2 separate regions of the Homo sapiens genome follow, and region 1 is linked to region 2. Evidence: chromatin loops called from intact Hi-C (ENCODE). Cell type or tissue: left ventricle myocardium inferior. All regions are shown on one strand. Links, peaks and the distances in the headings refer to the core of each region. The heading gives the core; the rest is flanking DNA. Region 1 overlaps POLR1E (RNA polymerase I subunit E). Region 2 overlaps GRHPR (glyoxylate and hydroxypyruvate reductase).

What was found. Hi-C counts contacts between places; a loop is a spot of excess contacts. Peaks named below come from ENCODE experiments on the same cell type or tissue, not always from the same donor. Only the 100,000 strongest peaks of a DNase experiment are listed, where the experiment ranks them.
Region 1: a loop joins it to region 2, with 7 times the contacts of the local background. A loop is called at or near these places in 19 of 110 quality-filtered maps.

The regions. Positions count from the first base shown.
Region 1 is chr9:37,491,282-37,499,626 of GRCh38, forward strand. It overlaps POLR1E (RNA polymerase I subunit E), which reads left to right. Exons shown (of 12, transcript NM_022490.4): 5 at 1,376-1,434; 6 at 2,278-2,422; 7 at 3,888-3,995; 8 at 4,609-4,705; 9 at 6,810-6,943. Among named protein-coding and RNA genes, the nearest start is that of POLR1E, 9.5 kb to the left of the region's middle. In left ventricle myocardium inferior, for the core only: no CTCF peak of the experiment used is centred there; no DNase peak of the experiment used is centred there.
Region 2 is chr9:37,429,506-37,437,908 of GRCh38, forward strand. GRHPR (glyoxylate and hydroxypyruvate reductase) reads left to right here. Exons shown (of 9, transcript NM_012203.2): 6 at 227-331; 7 at 1,006-1,141; 8 at 2,503-2,633; 9 at 7,156-7,485. The coding sequence ends at 7,277. It also overlaps the pseudogene CHCHD4P3. Among named protein-coding and RNA genes, the nearest start is that of GRHPR, 11 kb to the left of the region's middle. RefSeq lists an enhancer at 4,897-5,535. In left ventricle myocardium inferior, for the core only: no CTCF peak of the experiment used is centred there; DNase peaks (open chromatin) are centred at 4,534, 4,779 and 7,225; H3K27ac peaks cover 3,989 bases.

The DNA of each region.
Region 1 (8,345 bases), core at 1-8,000, 62 kb after region 2:
AACATTGGGAGCATTGTGAATCTGCCTGATACCTCAGAGGCATTAGTTCCAGTTTTATTCTCTCAAAGCAGTGCTTCCATCCCTTTTGAGAATCTGCTAAGGACCTGGACCTACTTCTGAGAAACATATATGATACACAAATACATATATATGGGATTTTTTTTAATATGGGATTTTATACATAATTTTTTTTTTTTTTTGAGACCCAGTCTCGCTTTGTCACCCAGGCTGGAGTGTAGTGGTGCAATCTGGGCTCACAGAAGACTCTGCCTCCCGGGTTCTAGCGATTTTCCTGCCTCAGCCTCTTGAGTAGCTGGGGTTATAGGTGTGCGCTACCACACTCGGCTAATTTTTGTATTTTTAGTAGAGATGGGGTTTCACCATGTTGGCCAGGCTGGTCTCAAACTCGTGGCCTCAAGTGATTCACCCACCTTGGTCTCTCAAAGTGCTAGTATTACAGGTGTGAGCCACCGTGCCTAGCCAAATTTTACACGTAATTTTAAAGGTCTCTTGAGTCCGGACACCCATCTGTGAATTTCCTAGGTGTCCCCCTGCTTTGCAAACATATATAACTATATTTAAATCATCTTCCAACTGTTCTTGTAAAATCCAGGGAGGCAAGGAAAATTGTAATTTAACGTGTTGATTAAACATATTTTTGTTGTTATATGTAAGAAGTTTGTAAATATGAGTTTATTCTAGGTAGCACACACACAGAGATAACATTTAAGTCCTTACTATATGCTAGTCACTGTTCTAAGCACTTTCCATGCATATACCAACCTTCTGGAGTAAGTACTGTTGTTCTTTTTTTACCAGTGATGAAACTGGCACAGAGGTTAGATGACCTTATCAGGGGTGATGGCTGAGATAACAGGCAAGGCCACTCCAGAGCTTGTACTGTTGTGTACTAAGTTATACTGCCCTTATTTGAGTACTTTGTAGATGATTGGAGAGCATCGGTAAGTACCACATACCTCATGTTTATGCCTGCTTTTAGGTCTTTCACCAAGAAAGCAAAATTATTTTCTGGAAAGAGCCAAGGACTTGTTTTCTAATCCTGTCTCTGCCACTACCTGGTGAACTGACCTGGGGCAAGTAATTTCATCTGTGGGCCTTCTGTTTTTTAATTTCTAAAATGAAGAGGTTGGGCTGGATGACCGCTTGATTTGGCTAATTTATTTTCCAAGTTCTTTAACTGTATACTAAAGCTGCATATTAAATATTCACAGTATACACTCATGTTAGGCTCAGGGAAGTCCTATAGTAAAGAAATCTATTATTCTTAGATAGACAAATGAATATTAAACACTATTACTATTTGTAGGCCTCCCAATTGACTTTTCTTTCTCTCTGTTTTTGTGTGTTTTGATAGATGTATCAGTTGAGAGTGAACTGGCGCTAGAGAGTCAGACCAAAACTTACAGAGAAAAGGTGAGTGTGATAGAATTAAGATGTGGGACCTTAAGCAAGTTCCTTCTACACCTCGGGTTTCTCCATCAGTGAAATGAGCTTGTTGAACTCAAGGGTCTCCCTGGCTGCTCCCCGCTCATTCAGTCTGTTTCTCTGGACAATTAGTTTGTACCTGCAGAAGCCTCCTTGGTCCCACAGAGAACAGTCTGGCTCCCATCTGGGGCAGCTGAACACAGCTCTGTGCCAATGTTTGGAGTCGGTTCTCTGGGCTGATACAAGTGTAGCATAATGCTTGTTTTTAGGATTTAGTCCAAGTTTTAGAATATATTGGTTGTAGCCTGAAAACATTCACGTTAAAACAAAGTAAACTTGGGGATTTTCAATGTAGAAGGTCCCTACAAAGGTCATCTCACCCCAAGATGACAAACTGATTGAATCTTTGGTGCTGTGTGGAGCACTGTATTGAGAAGGGTTGTGAGGCTACTTTTTGCTTCAGGGGGAAGGAGTCAGTGATCTATTAGCCCTGTCTGTTACGGGTGTAAGATGGGAGAATTACCATTCTACTATTCCTGTCTGTTACGGGCATAGGATGGGAGAATGGTAAGCCATGTGCTACAGATTTGCCAGCCCTAATCCTAGTCAAGTCTTTATATCTTACTGATGGAGATGCTGTTGATTGATCAATCTGTTAATATCATTTGGTGCTTACAGCAGTCCTGTGAGGTAAATAGGTGCGATTCAGCCTTATTCACAGGTGAGGTAGTGATCACTCTGGGATGCTGAGAGTATCCCCATAGTGACACAGCTAGGAGGGGCAGCACCTACCTGTCCTGTCCCCAGTAACCAGGTTTATCTCATAAACAGATGGATTCTTGTATTGAAGCCTTTGGTACCACCAAACAGAAGCGAGCTCTGAACACCAGGAGAATGAACAGAGTTGGCAATGAATCTTTGAATCGTGCAGTGGCTAAAGCTGCAGAGACTATCATTGATACGAAGGGTGTGACTGGTAAGAAGTTGGAACTTGGGCTAAGAGTCTGCCCATAATGACAGCTTTCTCTTCTCTTGAGATCTTTTACCCACCCACACATGGAATGCTGGGAGCTAGGGCTGGATTCCTTTCAGCCTCTTGCTGAAGGCCTTCTCACGGACAGGTTCTGGAAGTAGTAAGAAACATCCGACATGGCTTTGTCTTCTAGTGATCCACAGTCAAGTACAGGGACAGGCATGGAATGGATACATGCCTGCCGTGCTTATGGTGCTGGGGTTATGGCCTGCAGGGCACAGAGGAGGGAGAAGGCCTCAGGTCTCTCCTTGTGCGTTGCAGGGAAGCTTTGGTCAAAAAGGCTGATGTGTTGATGGAAATGAGCCTCCAGAGGTGGCATTTCACTTTGGGATCAGTGGCTCTGTTTCCGGTATTCAGCAGCTGGAGTATTTAATTGTATTATTTTAAAATGTATTTATTGTTCAAATACATTATAAGAACATAAGAGCAAGTTTGTGTAAGAGTAGCTTTTCTTTTTACCGATTTTGGAGATGAGGTCTTGCTATGTTGCCCAGGCTGATCTTGAACCCTTGGCTTCAAGCAGTCCTCCCGCCTCAGCCTCCCAGGTAGCTAGGATTATAGGCGCACACCACTGTGCCCTGGGCAGAGCAGTTTTTCTATTAAGAATGAAATTCTAGTAATTTTTGGAAAATCTTTCCATACCCTATGATTATATAGATTTCAACACTTTCACAAATTTATTTATTGATTGATTGGAGATGGGGTCTTGCTCTATCACCCAGACTAGAGTGCAGTGGTGCAGACATGGCTCACTGCAGCCATAACCTCCTGGGCTCAAGTGATCCTCCTACTTCAGCCTCCCAAGTGGCTGGGATCACAGATGTGTGCCACCATGCTCAGCTAATTTTTTTAGTTTTTTGGAGAGACAGGGTCTTGCCATGTTGCCTGGGCTGGTCTCAAACTTCTGGGCTCAAGCCATCCTCCCGCCTTGGCCTTCCAAAATGTTGAGGTTACAGGTGTGAGCCACCACACCTGGCTGCGGAGTTATTCTTGTGGGGCAGTTACAGTGTTATATTCTGAAAGTTTTGTTCCACCTACAATGTGTGGCAAGTTTTTCTAGAAGTTAAGCCATTAAAGGCTATTTTGGACGTCCCTCACTTTTAGTTTCTCTCATTTTATATTGTAAATGTTTATGTATTAGCACAGCTGTCAATCCCAACTCTATTGTAAGTTACCTGAGGGGAATCTTGTCACCTCCACCTTCTCCAGTGCCTAGCTTGTGTTTGTTCATGAGTGAACATGGCAGTCCTGAAGCAGTCAGCCTGATGGGGAGGCGAGGTCACTTTGGCAGAAGCATTTAGACTTGGGGTTTCTGGACCATTGGTGGTCTGAAGTGCACAGACTGAAAAGAATGTTGGGGAACTGGAAACAAACAGGGTGATACATGGATTGTTTCTTTATTGAAAAGCTCTGGTCAGCGATGCTATCCACAATGACTTGCAAGATGACTCCCTCTACCTTCCTCCCTGCTATGATGATGCAGCCAAGCCTGAAGACGTGTATAAATTTGAAGATCGTATCCTTCTTGCAGTAGAAAAGCTGCCTTATTTCACAAGTTGAGATGTTTGCACGTGTGTGCAGTCAGGTTCTCTGAGGGTGTCTGTGTTCTGTGACATTCACAAGAGCTCCATCCAAACCTTTGCAGTTGCTCAGTGCTCTTGCCAGGAGGTTAACTTGGCTTCCTCACTAGCTGAGGGACCGGCCCCTGGGATTCAAATCCATTCCTCAGCAAAATGCCAAATGCCCACAGCTTAGACCTGTGGGGCTCACTCTCCATGGAGAGTCAAAATAAGAGTTGAACCAGCCAAATGCCCAAAGTCTAGGGCAGACCACTTTTGTTGAAGGAAGGGTTGGAGCTTAGAATTTCACCACCCAAGGGGTCCGGTCAGAAGGAAAATGCCTGCAGTGGCTTTGTGATGAGAAAAAGCAGAAAAGCCTGGGCAGGGAATGGGCTCTGGGCTGGGAGTCGGAGAACTGAGTCACCAAGCTCTGCCCCTATGTGATCTGCCCTGTGTGATCTTTGGCTCTCTGAGCCTGTTTCCCTGTCTGTGAAATGCCACTGCTATGAGATGACCTAGCTAGTTGGATGTTTCTATTTTGGTTGGATTATATTCTTGACCTGTAACTAGTTCTTTCCCCTGCGGAGTATGAAGCTCTTCAGAGCCCATCTGAAGCTTTCAGGAACGTCACGTCAGAAGAAATACTGAAGATGATTGAGGAGAACAGGTACCCTGACTTAAGCAGATGGGGATTCTGGGGAGTGCTGTTGGGACCCAACAGTAGTCAGACACTGTGCAGGTCCTCTGGGCGTCAGTCAGTGAGGAAGTGTGTCTGGAGCATTGGACATGAATGAGCCAGTGTTTTCTTGAATGTTTGGGCTTTCAGGAGCTGTGGGTCACATTCGAGGGAGAGGGCTGGTCTCTGAGTCCGTGGGACCTGCGACAGGGCAGAGGGTGGTGAGGCCTTCTACTCTGGGGCTGGGAACTAGAGCTGGCCTGTGTCACCCAGTGTCATGCTGGTGCTGATTGTCACTGGCAGGGCCCAAATGCTGGCCTGGGAATGGGTGCTGGCCAAAGTGATGGTTTCTCTGTGATGATATGGTAGGCAAACTTTTCTAACATTAAATTTATGTATTTAAAATATTGTATATTTTAAATAATTCAGAGATTATTTCCTTCTCCCTCCCCTTTCCCATTAAAACAGCTTCTTTTATGATAGTGAGTTTTTTTTGCTTTTGAGTTTTTTCTTTTAATAATTTTATTTTGATAAAGAGTTGTCAATCTGAGGTTTGTTCCTCCAGTTTTTGTTTTAAAATTTTACTGGTCATTGAAATCCAGTGCCTTGGAATTATTATTATTATTTCTTTTTTTTTTTTTTTTTTTGCTTCAAAGATTTATTTCCAAAAAAGAGCTCATTACTAGTTCATAGTTGTCTTAATGTGATTGTGACTCAGGGGCAGGTGCAGGAACGAACTCTGAGCGGGGAGTCTGAAAACTGAGTCCCCGAACTCTGCCCTTATCTTCCCTTCTTGAAGCCTCAGTTTTTCTATCTGTAAAATGAGGCATCTATGAGATGATCTTGAAGAGCCTTTTTATCTCTGTGAGTCCAGGGTCTTGCTAGCAGTAGAGCAGTGCCTGAAAATAATAGTTAGCATTGACTGAGCCTTAACATTTTTGCCAAGCACTGTTCTAAGAGCTTTACTGGCATCATCTCTTAATCCAGAAAAAATGCTCAGGAGGAGAGTACCTGTACTATCATTGGCCCCAATTTATAGATGGAGAAACCAGGGCACCAGATACCAAGAAACTTGCCCCGCTGGGCACGGTGGCTCACACCTGTAATCCCAGCACTTTGGGAGACTGAGTCGGGCAGATCACCTGAGGTCGGGAGTTCAAGACCAGCGTGACCAACATGGAGAAACCTCATCTCTACTAAAAATACAAAGTTAGCTGGGCGTGGTGGTGCATGCCTGTAATCCCAGCTACTCAGGAGACTGAGGCAGGAGAATCGCTTGAACCCAGGAAGCGGAGGTTGCGGTGAGCCAAGATTGCGCCATTGCACTCCAGCCTGGGCCACAGAGTGAGACTCAGTCTCAAACAAACAAACAAACAAACAAAAAAAGAAACTTGCCTAAACCATTAAATGGCAGAGAAAGGATTGAAACCCAGGCAGGCTGACTACAGAGTCTATGCTCCTGACTATAAAAACAGAGGTCAGAGGTTAGCAAACTACAGCCCACATGCCAAGTCTGGCCTGCTGCCTGTGAGTAAGTAAAGTATAAATAAAGTTTTATTGGAGCACAGCCCTGTTCATTTACGTAAGTAATATCTGTGCCTGCTTTCGCACTACGATGGCAGAGTCAAGTAGTTGCAACAGAGGTTGTATGGCCTCCAAAGCCTAAAATATTTACTGTCTAGCCCTTTATTCATCCCTGCACTGAACCATGTTCTCCTATTATAAGGAGTGTTGAGTGTACTGGCCCTTCATCAGCTGCTTTTGTTCGTTTGTTTTTTTTTGTTTCTGAGACAGGGTCTTGCTCTGTCACCTAGGCTGGAGTACAGTGGCGCAGACAGCTCACTGGAGCCTCGACCTCCTGGGCTCAAGTGATCCTCCCGCCTCAGCCTTCCGAGTAGCTGGGACCACACACATGTGCCACCATGCCGGCTACGTTTTTGTAGAGATGGGGTCTTGCCTTGTTGCCCAGGGTTTCATCAGCTGTTGAGTGCGTCGGGGTGAGAGGCGCCTGCTGTTCTCGTTGTAAGAGGGAAGTAGTTCCTGACAGAGCCCATCTTACCCTGACACAGGCCTCCTTTTCTTTTCCTTGTTTTAGCCATTGCACCTTTGTCATAGAAGCGTTGAAGTCTTTGCCATCAGATGTGGAGAGCCGAGACCGCCAGGCCCGATGCATATGGTTTCTGGATACCCTCATCAAATTTCGAGCTCATAGGGTAGTTAAGCGGAAAAGTAAGTCTATGATAAACATTTTATTCTAATTGTTTCCAGTATATTATTTGTCTGTAATTCTTAGATGAGTTCTGATGAGAGAAGAAAATGGATATGTCTGTCCAAGTCTTTACTGTCAACTGTGAGATTCATTCTGGTACTGCTGACATGTCGAGGGGACTTGCCAGGCCCCTTTTTCTCTCTGGATCTCCCATTTTCTCATCTGAAAATTGGGGCCACGTTGGATTATATGATAGTTCAGGGTCCTTCCAGAGCTAACATTTGCTACTTCTATTCTGCATGAGGCAAAGTAGAATATCCAGGTCAAATAAAAGGAAAACTTTAAGGGACTGTTAGAACAAACATCAGCCACGTGTGTGCGTGTGTGTGTGTATATATAGAGAGAGCTTATGAGTTACACAGATGTATCTTGAAGGCTTGTGGCAGGTTTGTGTTGTGTCAGCTTATTTCTAACAGGAGAGAGTCAATCTGATGGTAACCCAGTGTCACCTGTAGCTAGGATCCTTTGCGGGTCACACCCTCATACCTACCCAGAGTTGGAAACCCAGAAGATGTCTGTGGTTTTAGGCACAAGGTGTATTTAGTTGTTGTTACTGTGATTGGGCATCCAGTAGTCTATACTCCTGTTTTTCAGTATAGTCATGTGTCGCTTAATGATGGGGATATGTTCTGAGAAATGTATCCTTAGGCAATTTTGTCATTGTACAAACATCATAGAGTATATTTACATAAACCTAGATGGTATAGCCTACTACACACCTAGGCTATATGCTATAAGCTGCTGTTCCTAGGCTGCAAACCTATACAGCATGTTACTATACTGAATATTATAGGCAATTGTAACACAATGGTATTTGTATATCTAAATATATCTAAACAGAAAAGGAATAGTAAAACTATGATATTATAATCTTACGGGACTGGCTGGGCATGGTGGGTCATGCCTATATCTCAGCACTTTGAGAGGCCAAGGTGAGAGGATCACTTCAGGGCAGGAGTTTGAGACCAGCCTGGGCAACATACCAAGACACTGTCTCTACACAAAAATAAAAACATTAGCTGGGGTGGTGCACGCCTGTATTCCCAGCTATTTGGGAGGCTGAAGCAGGAAGAGTGTTTGAGCCTAGGAGTTCAAGGTTACAATGAGCTATGATTGCACCACTGCCTCGGTGACAGCAAGACCCTGTGTGAAAAAAATCTTATGGGACCACTGTCACATATGTGGCCTGTCATTGACCAAAACACTGTAATGTGGGACATGACTGTATTTGCTTAGTCATGCTTTTTTTGTTGTTTTTTTGTTTTGTTTTTGTTTTGTTTTTTTTGAGACAGTATCTCGCTCTGTCACCCAGACTGGAGTGCAGTCCCATGATCTTGGCTCACTACAACCTCCATCTCCTGG
Region 2 (8,403 bases), core at 63-8,062:
GGGAGCTGAGGTGCTGTCTCCAGATCCCTGGGGCAGTGTGGGCTGGCTGGGGGCTAGTTACAGTGGGGCAGCCAGCCCCCCACCCGCTTTGGAGGAGACAGGAGCAGGCAACTCGGGCTGTGCTGATGAAAAGGGTCTGCCCTGAGGGCCGCTGTTCCAGAAATGCTGGGTGGTGTCCCTACCCTTTGCGGGACTGGGAACGAGACATGGACTCTCCTTGCTCTAGGCCAGGCCATTGCTCGGCGTCTGAAACCATTCGGTGTCCAGAGATTTCTGTACACAGGGCGCCAGCCCAGGCCTGAGGAAGCAGCAGAATTCCAGGCAGAGTTTGGTAAGTGAAGCCTTGATTTCCACAGGAGCCTATCTGTGCCCAGTTGAGAGGCTGTATTTTCTCTCAATGGTGGCATTTTCAGGCAGAGGGCAGGAGCTCCAGGCATGTCCAGGGGCTGCTGTCTGGTAGATGTTTAATCTACCTGCCCCTGGACACTGGCCCACTCAGGGAGCACAGGGACTTACCCAGGTCCTCTCCGAGCCAGCAGAGCAGTCCAGGGCTCCCGTCTTTCAGAGTCCTTTGTTACCATTCCCCATTGTGGGCGGAGCAGCGGGGATGGTGGTGGGTGTGAGGAAGGGCTGGGCACTTTCACTGTCTTTTCCTTCATAAACTGGCAAGCACTACCCTAGCCTTTGTGTGCGCCCCTTAGTCCAGGCGGATCCAGCACCTGGCGGGTCCACAGCCTGGTGAGCAGATGGCAGGCTGGATCTCAAGCATTCCCCACGCCCCTGGGCACTTTGGGCCCTGAAGGTAGTTAAAGCCAGAGTGGTCCAGATCCCACTGTGTGTGATTTGACTTTGTGCACTCATGAGAGTTGTCCAGGTAGAGACTCGGCCTTCAGGAAGCATCTTGGGAGTTTCTGTTAGGGAGTCGGGAGCAAGGGGCTGGTCTCCCGCCATCTGGTTGTCCCTAGCCTGGGACTCAGTGCCTGATGGAGTCCTGCCCTCCCTCAGTGTCTACCCCTGAGCTGGCTGCCCAATCTGATTTCATCGTCGTGGCCTGCTCCTTAACACCTGCAACCGAGGGACTCTGCAACAAGGACTTCTTCCAGAAGATGAAGGAAACAGCTGTGTTCATCAACATCAGCAGGTATCCTAGGGCCACCTTACCCAGCAAGCCTGGAGAGGAGCCATCCCCACTGCTGCCATCTGGAGATTTTCTTCCCCGTGGGTTGTTGGTGAGACCCCAGGCTGAGCTTGCTGGTTTCCATAAACCAAACAACCAACTCAGAAATTCGTGGGAATACACGAGACCTCCGTACAGGGAAGAAGAGCCGTCAGAGTGGGCCTGGCCTGTCTGCTTCTCAGCAGTGGCCCCCACCCGGCGGGGCCTGGCACACAGCAGCGTGGCTTCAGGGAGTGTTCCCAGGGAGCCTCTGCAGGCCCATTATCCTCCACCACAAAGGGCTGGACTTGAGGATCTGAAGGGCCCTCTGGAGGCCGCCTCCCACACTGCTGAGCCTGGCTTTGTCTGGCTGTGGTTCAGTGATACTTTGAACCTTATGCTCCTGGGCGGACAGACCCTAAAACTCACGTGGTCGTAGCTCCTCACACTGTCCCTAGGGGTGCCTTCAGGCCACTGGGCATGTATGGAGGTCAGACCTTCCTTCTCTGCCACTCCAAGCCCTTCCTAGCTGGTGCCCCTTGAGCCTGTTTACATCAGTTTAGGGGAAGGGGGATTGGGTGAGGTCATCCTGAGGACTCGTCCACCCCAAAGGTACCTGTAATTACCAACATTTAGCTACAAAACAGGTGACCTGGGAATGGAAGAGTGAAACATGCAGGACCACAGGGCTCGCACTGCTGGCTGGCAGCAGTCACAGCTGCCGTGTACTGGGTGCCTGCATGTACCCAGGACAGCCCAGGACCGTGTATTACTCATTAGTGCACAAGTATTACTTAGTGCACAATATACAGTCTCTAGAAGATGACTTCTTGCCTTCAGTCGCCGCTCCCTTTGATGGCTGTGGTTAGGGGTGTGCTCGTTCCTCTGCCCTGGTTTAGACAGGTACCTGATAGCACACTGTGGTGCTTCTCAGTGGGGGTCTGGGGGTCAACCAGATCAGAAACACTTGGATGGGGCCTAACACAGATGCCCTTCTGGGCCCTGTTCATGCAGTAGAGCATGTAAGAAAGCTTTAATCCTCCCAACATGCCTGGGAGTTAGGTGGTATTCTCCTTATCTCACAGAGTAGATAATTTGAGACACAGATAATTCGAGGCACAGAGAATTTGAGACACTTGCCCAAGGTCACACAGCTAGAAGGAGGCAGGGCTGGAGTTCTCTGAGTATATAAGACTTACAGACATACTGTAAGTATACCTAAGACTTACTGCTTTAAAAGTCAGTGCCAAGTGAGTGGAAAAATTCATTCTGTAGGTTGTTCTGCCTCAAAGGTGGCCTGGGCGGAGGGATCTTCGGGGTACCCATGTCACCACTGTCATTCCCAGGGGCGACGTCGTAAACCAGGACGACCTGTACCAGGCCTTGGCCAGTGGTAAGATTGCAGCTGCTGGACTGGATGTGACGAGCCCAGAACCACTGCCTACAAACCACCCTCTCCTGACCCTGAAGAACTGTGGTAAGAACTGCACTTTCTGATGCAAACTCCCTGCTGCCCTGCAGGACCAGTGTTTTTGAGGGGGTCCCAAGGGGCCGGGTGTGGAGCTAGTGTGAGCAGGTGTTGAACCCAAAGGGACACACCAGGGATCGTAAATGTTTATGTTGTCAGTGACATGGGTGTATGACAGGAGCAGTCCTCTTGCGCATGCTCTGCTGGGTCTCTGTCCCTAAAGGAACAGAATGTAGGTGTGAGTGGATTTGTTTAAAAAAAAAGAGTGGGCCAGGCGTGGTGGCTCATGCCTGTAATCCCAGCACTTTGGGAGGCTGAGGTGGGTGGATCACGAGGTCAGGGGTTCGAGACCAACCTGGCCGATATGGTGAAACCCCATCTCTACTAAAAATACAAAAATTAGCCAGGTATGGTGGTGCATGCCTATAGTCCCAGCTGTTTGGGAGGCTGAGGCAGAAGAATCGCTTGAACCCAGGAGGCACAGGTTGCAGTAGGCCGAGATTGTGCCACTGCACTCCAGCCTGGGTGGCAGAGTGAGACTCCATCTCCAAAACAACAACAACAACAAAGTGGGCTGACTACATGTCTCCATGTGTTACACCACAGTGACTCGTGTAAAACCTGTTACTATAAATTGCTATTACCAGTTTAGCTGTGAAAAATTAAAAGTGTAATGACAATGCCAATATAACTCGTGCCAGTTTTTCAAGCTGTTGTTTCACAACAAAGCCCCCTTCTCTCTTCTGCTTTGTGGGGCTGGGGCCAGGCCTCTGCACACCCCATTTCTGCTGTGCCAGCTGCACTGGCAGGCCTTGTCAGCGTGGGTGTGGAAGGGCCTGCTCCCTCCTGCCCTCCCTTCCTGTCTTTGGGGGAGTGGCAGCAGCACTTCTTCATCTAGCAGCACCAGTTCCTTCCCATAGTGGCTGGGGAATCCAGTTTGCAGTTTTTCCAACACTTGGTGAACCAGCCCCATTGAGCCCTGCTCAGAGACAAGAGCAACAGCCAGTCAGTGCCCGTGCCACCGAAGTCTGAGTTGCAGCACCAGAAGTGCCTCTGGCAGTTGCTACCTCTGTGCTACCACAGTGCAGTGGTTCTCACATTTTTTTTTTTTTTTTTTTTTTTGAGACAGAGTCTCGCTCTGTCGCCCAGGCTGGAGTGCAGTGGTGCAATCTGAACTCACTGCAACCCCTGCCTCCTGGGTTCAAGCGATTCTCCTGCCTCAGCTTCCCGAGTAGCTGGGATTACAGGCGTGTACCACCAGGCCCAGCCAATTTTTGTATTTTTAGTAGAGATGGGGTTTGTCCATGTTGGCCAGGCTGGTCTCGAATTCCTGACCTCAGATGGTCCACCTGCCTCTGCCTCCCAAAGTGCTGGGATTACAGGCATGAGTGTCCGGCCAATTCTCATACTTTTGAGTTCGTCAGAATCACCTGGAGGAGTGACTGATCAAACACAGGTTGCTAGCCCCATCCCGAGAGTTTCTATTTCAGCAGGTCTGGGGTGGGGTCTGACAGAGTGTGCTCCTCACGGCTCCCAGATGCCACTGATGCTGCTGGTCCAGGGACCACACTTTGTGGTTTGGGTTTTTGTTACCTGCTCAGTGAGTTAACAACTTGATGCGTAGTTAATGATTCTTTATATTAAGATCTGTTCAGGTAGCTGGTGGAGTTTATGCCTCCAGACTAAGAGTGATCAGGGCCTTAGGTTGTCCGGGCCAGTCTCTGCCCTTAATTTGGATTCTGGAATGGAAACCTAAACAAAAGGTCTTCAGCTGCCTTCCCCAGTGAATGCTCCCATTATTGCAGCCCTTGGAAACTCTCCCGTCCCTCCCCCACCCCAGCCTGCAAGGAGCACTGGGTGTGATGTCAGGGCTGTCGCCCACAGCCAGGAAAACTGCCCTCCCACCCCCACCCTAGGTCCTGGAATTCAGCTCACGGCCTGGGGACTGCTTCAAAAGGCAGGTCTTGGTCTGAGGAGAGGGCAGTCAGGGCATGAAGCTGCAGCCGCCACCGCTGCTTCTACAAAATCTAAGCACTGGGCTGCAGCCATGTCCTACTGCCAGCAGGAAGGGAAGGATGCAATCATTTGTGATGTAAAAAGACCATGCAGCTCCAAGCAACACAGCTGATGACCCCAGTGATCCCTATGGGGGGAGCACGGATTGAGGCTGCCAAATGGAGACATTAACTGGAACTGCCTGTGCCTTGGGGGAAGGGCCAGCGGCCCCTGTGGGGAACAATTCAAGCTGGACTTTTCCTGCTTCCACTATAGTATGGAGAATGTCAAGGGGTCAGACTGTGTAGACCAATTGGGGCCATGCAGGAATGCATGCAGAAATACCCAGATCTTTGTCCCCAAGAAGGTGAGGCAGAGGTAGAGGAAAAGCCCGCAGAACATGTAGAAGTAGCAGCTCCCACTGAGGCCACTGCAACCAAAGAGGAGGAGGGGTCAAGTTAATGAAGGCCATAGGACTCCAGTCCTTCCACCCCTTCAGAGTGACACGGACCTTTTGCAAAATGCCATTTAGTCACCCTCCAACAAAGTGTCTTTCCCTCTGTTGTCCTGTAAACTGTAATGTACGAAATAACATATTTTGATGATCGGGGTCTTGGCCTCTTGACATATACGCTAAAAAAATGGGGGTTGTTTTATATGTGTCCTGTGTAAACCTGTCGGCAAATATAGCCACCACTTTTGAATTCTCCTAGATGGCCCTGAATTTTGCCACTTTGAAATAATGTGCTACTCAATCTCAGCAACCAAAAACCATTATCCAGGAATGTTTCTTGTGAGTGAGCGGATTTATTCTGATTCATTATATGTCTGAAACGTTGGGGTGGGGCTGATTAGGGTGGCTCACGCCTATAATCCCAGCACTTTAGGAGGCCAAGGCGGGAGGATCACCTAAGACCAAGAGTTCGAATCTAGCCTGGGCAACATAGTGAAACCCCATCCCTATAAAAAATAAAAAATTAGCCATGTGTAATGGTATGTACCTCTAGTCCTAGCTGCTCAGGAGGCTGAAGTGGGAGGATCACTTGAGCCTAGGAGGTTGAGGCTGTAGTAAGCTGACTATGCCATGGCACTCCAGCCTGGGCAACAAAGCAAGACCCTGTCTCAAAAACTCTTCTCTACTAGAAGAGGCCAAATAGTCAGATGCAAATTTCTCCAAACCTATCCTGACCTTGAGTATGTAAAGGGGTACTATACTTCATTCCTGACATATTTTGGTTTCCATGTTGGCATTCAGCTCCGGGTTTTCTATTTGGATGGTGAAAATTTGGACCCTGCCATTCACAGTCCCTTCCTAAGTGTAGGGAAAGGCTGGTTTTTGCTGTTCATTGTTATTCTGAAAGCTCTGGTTTGGGGTCCATGTTCATGCTGGCTCTCAGTTTGATCAGATGCAATGTTCTTGAGAGGAGGGGACCTAATTGTTACCAGAGAGGAGAAGAAACTCTGTGAATTAAGTACTGAATTATGGCTGGGCGCAGTGGCTCACACCTGTAATCGCAGCCCTTTGGGAGGCTAAGACAGGAGAATCACTTGAGGCCAGGAGTTCAAGACCAGCCTGGGCAACAAAGACCCTATTACAATAATGATAAAATTTAAAGAAGAAAATGTACTCAATTAAAAGGAAACATGATTTCTACCTGGAAAAAACCCAAAAGCAGTTTTATGGGGTTTATTTGGTAAAGATGATGTCTCGCTATGTGGTCCAGGCTGGCCTCGAACTCTTGGGCTCAAGCGAACCTTGCATCTCGGCATCTGGAGTAGGTGGGACTACAGGAATATGCCACTGCACCCAGCTGACGGTTCTTTGGGGGCAAGTAAGTTCACTTGCTCTGGGGTGGGATCAGAGATAACTGTGCTGTTCAGCATTTCATTTTGGAGTTATTTCTGTAGATCAGAAACCTTGTGGTCATGTGGCATCATTTTCAAGGGCACATGGTACAGGTGGCCAGTGCTAAACTCCTATGCGTTCACCATTTTTTTGTTTGAGACAGAGTCTCCCTCTGTCATCCAGGCTAGAGTGCAATGGTGCAATCTCAGCTTATTGCAACCTCTGCCTCCCAGGCCCAAACAATCCTTCTGCCTCAACCTCCCAAGTAGCGGGGACTATAGGTGTGGGCCACTACGCCTGGCTAAATTTTTGTATTTTTTGTAGAGACGGGGTTTTGCCATGTTGCCCAGGCTGGTCTCAAACTCCTCAGCTCAAGTTATCTGCCTGCCTTGGCCTCTCAAAGTGCTGGGATTACAGGCATGAGCCACTGCGCCCAGCCCTAGAATACAAATCTTTCATCACATTGTGACTGGGTTTTAGTAGCCTGGAGGCCCTTCACTCTGTTAGTCTGAACCTCAGCTCTGGGGGAGTGTCAAGCTTAGTGAAGGTGGGAGAGAAGGCAAAGCATGGAACCATGAGGTAGTCTCTCTTTATTCTTCTTACCGGCAAACCCAAGCCATGAAAACAGCCCAGCTGAAGGCTGCTGAACCACCCTTCTTATCTCCCTCTCTCTCTCTCTCTCCTTTCCAGTGATTCTGCCCCACATTGGCAGTGCCACCCACAGAACCCGCAACACCATGTCCTTGTTGGCAGCTAACAACTTGCTGGCTGGCCTGAGAGGGGAGCCGATGCCTAGTGAACTCAAGCTGTAGCCAAACAGTAGAGATGGAGGGCCGGGAAGCAAACCGTGCCCTGGTATTGTCAGACACACCCAGGCTTGATTTGGATCCACAGGCAGAGCCAAGGGAAGGTGTGATTCTCTGAGGAAAGAGTGATTCTGATATATGTACTTGTCACATTGGTGTTGGACACATTTGCGCCAAAAGTATGGTAATTCTATTATTAAATAATTCTCTGAGAGACCGTCTTGGCCTGTAAATGGGGAAGCTAACAAGTGGATATGGCTGGGCATGGTGACGCACCCCTATAGTCCCAGCAACTCAGGAGGCTGAGCGGGAAGGATCCTTTGAGGCCAGTTCAAGGCTGCAGTGTGCTATAACCACTCTTTTTAAATCGCCACTACACTTAACCTGGGCAATGTAGCAAGATACCGTTTCCTGCAGTGTGCTATGATCACTCTTTAAATCACCACTACACTTAACCTGGGCAATGTAGCAAGACACCGTTTCAAAAAAAACTTTAAAAATACAAAGAGCATGTTTCAAAGTCACAGCATCCAATGATCTGCCTGGCTCTGCTTCCCACCCCAGCCCTCAGCCCTGGGCATTTTCCTTATTGGAACGTGTCCAAACCACCTTACCCCTCATCTTCTCTGCCCAGATTCCTTCACTTGTCCCTCACCAAGGACGGGACAAACAGAACCCAGTTGTGACCATGGCACTTGAATCTTGATACCTAGACCATCAGGAAAATTAAGGAGCACTTCCAGAAAAGGAGTTAACTGGAAGAAATGAGAACTAGGTAAGGACGTAACTCTTATTTTGGTCAGAACGATTAGAGGTAGGTGGGTTTAATTTTAAAATTAGTTTCAGCACCTACACATATTGTTCCCTTTGCCCATTCTGTCCCCCCAGCCCCTCCCTGCCCCCAGGTGGATTTTTTTTTTTTTTAATCACCACCTTACCCACTTCTCTCCAAGGTCAGGCCACAGCACTGCCATTGCCAATGCCTTGCTCTGTGCTCAAGGAATCAGCTTCCAGCTCTTCCCAGCAGCCAAGCCAAACTGGCAGATGGAGTTTCCAACTTGGGAGGCAGGTCCAGGGAGCAGCACAAGATTACGCAGGCCCTCAGAGAGCAACTGGGTAGACTGAAAAGCAA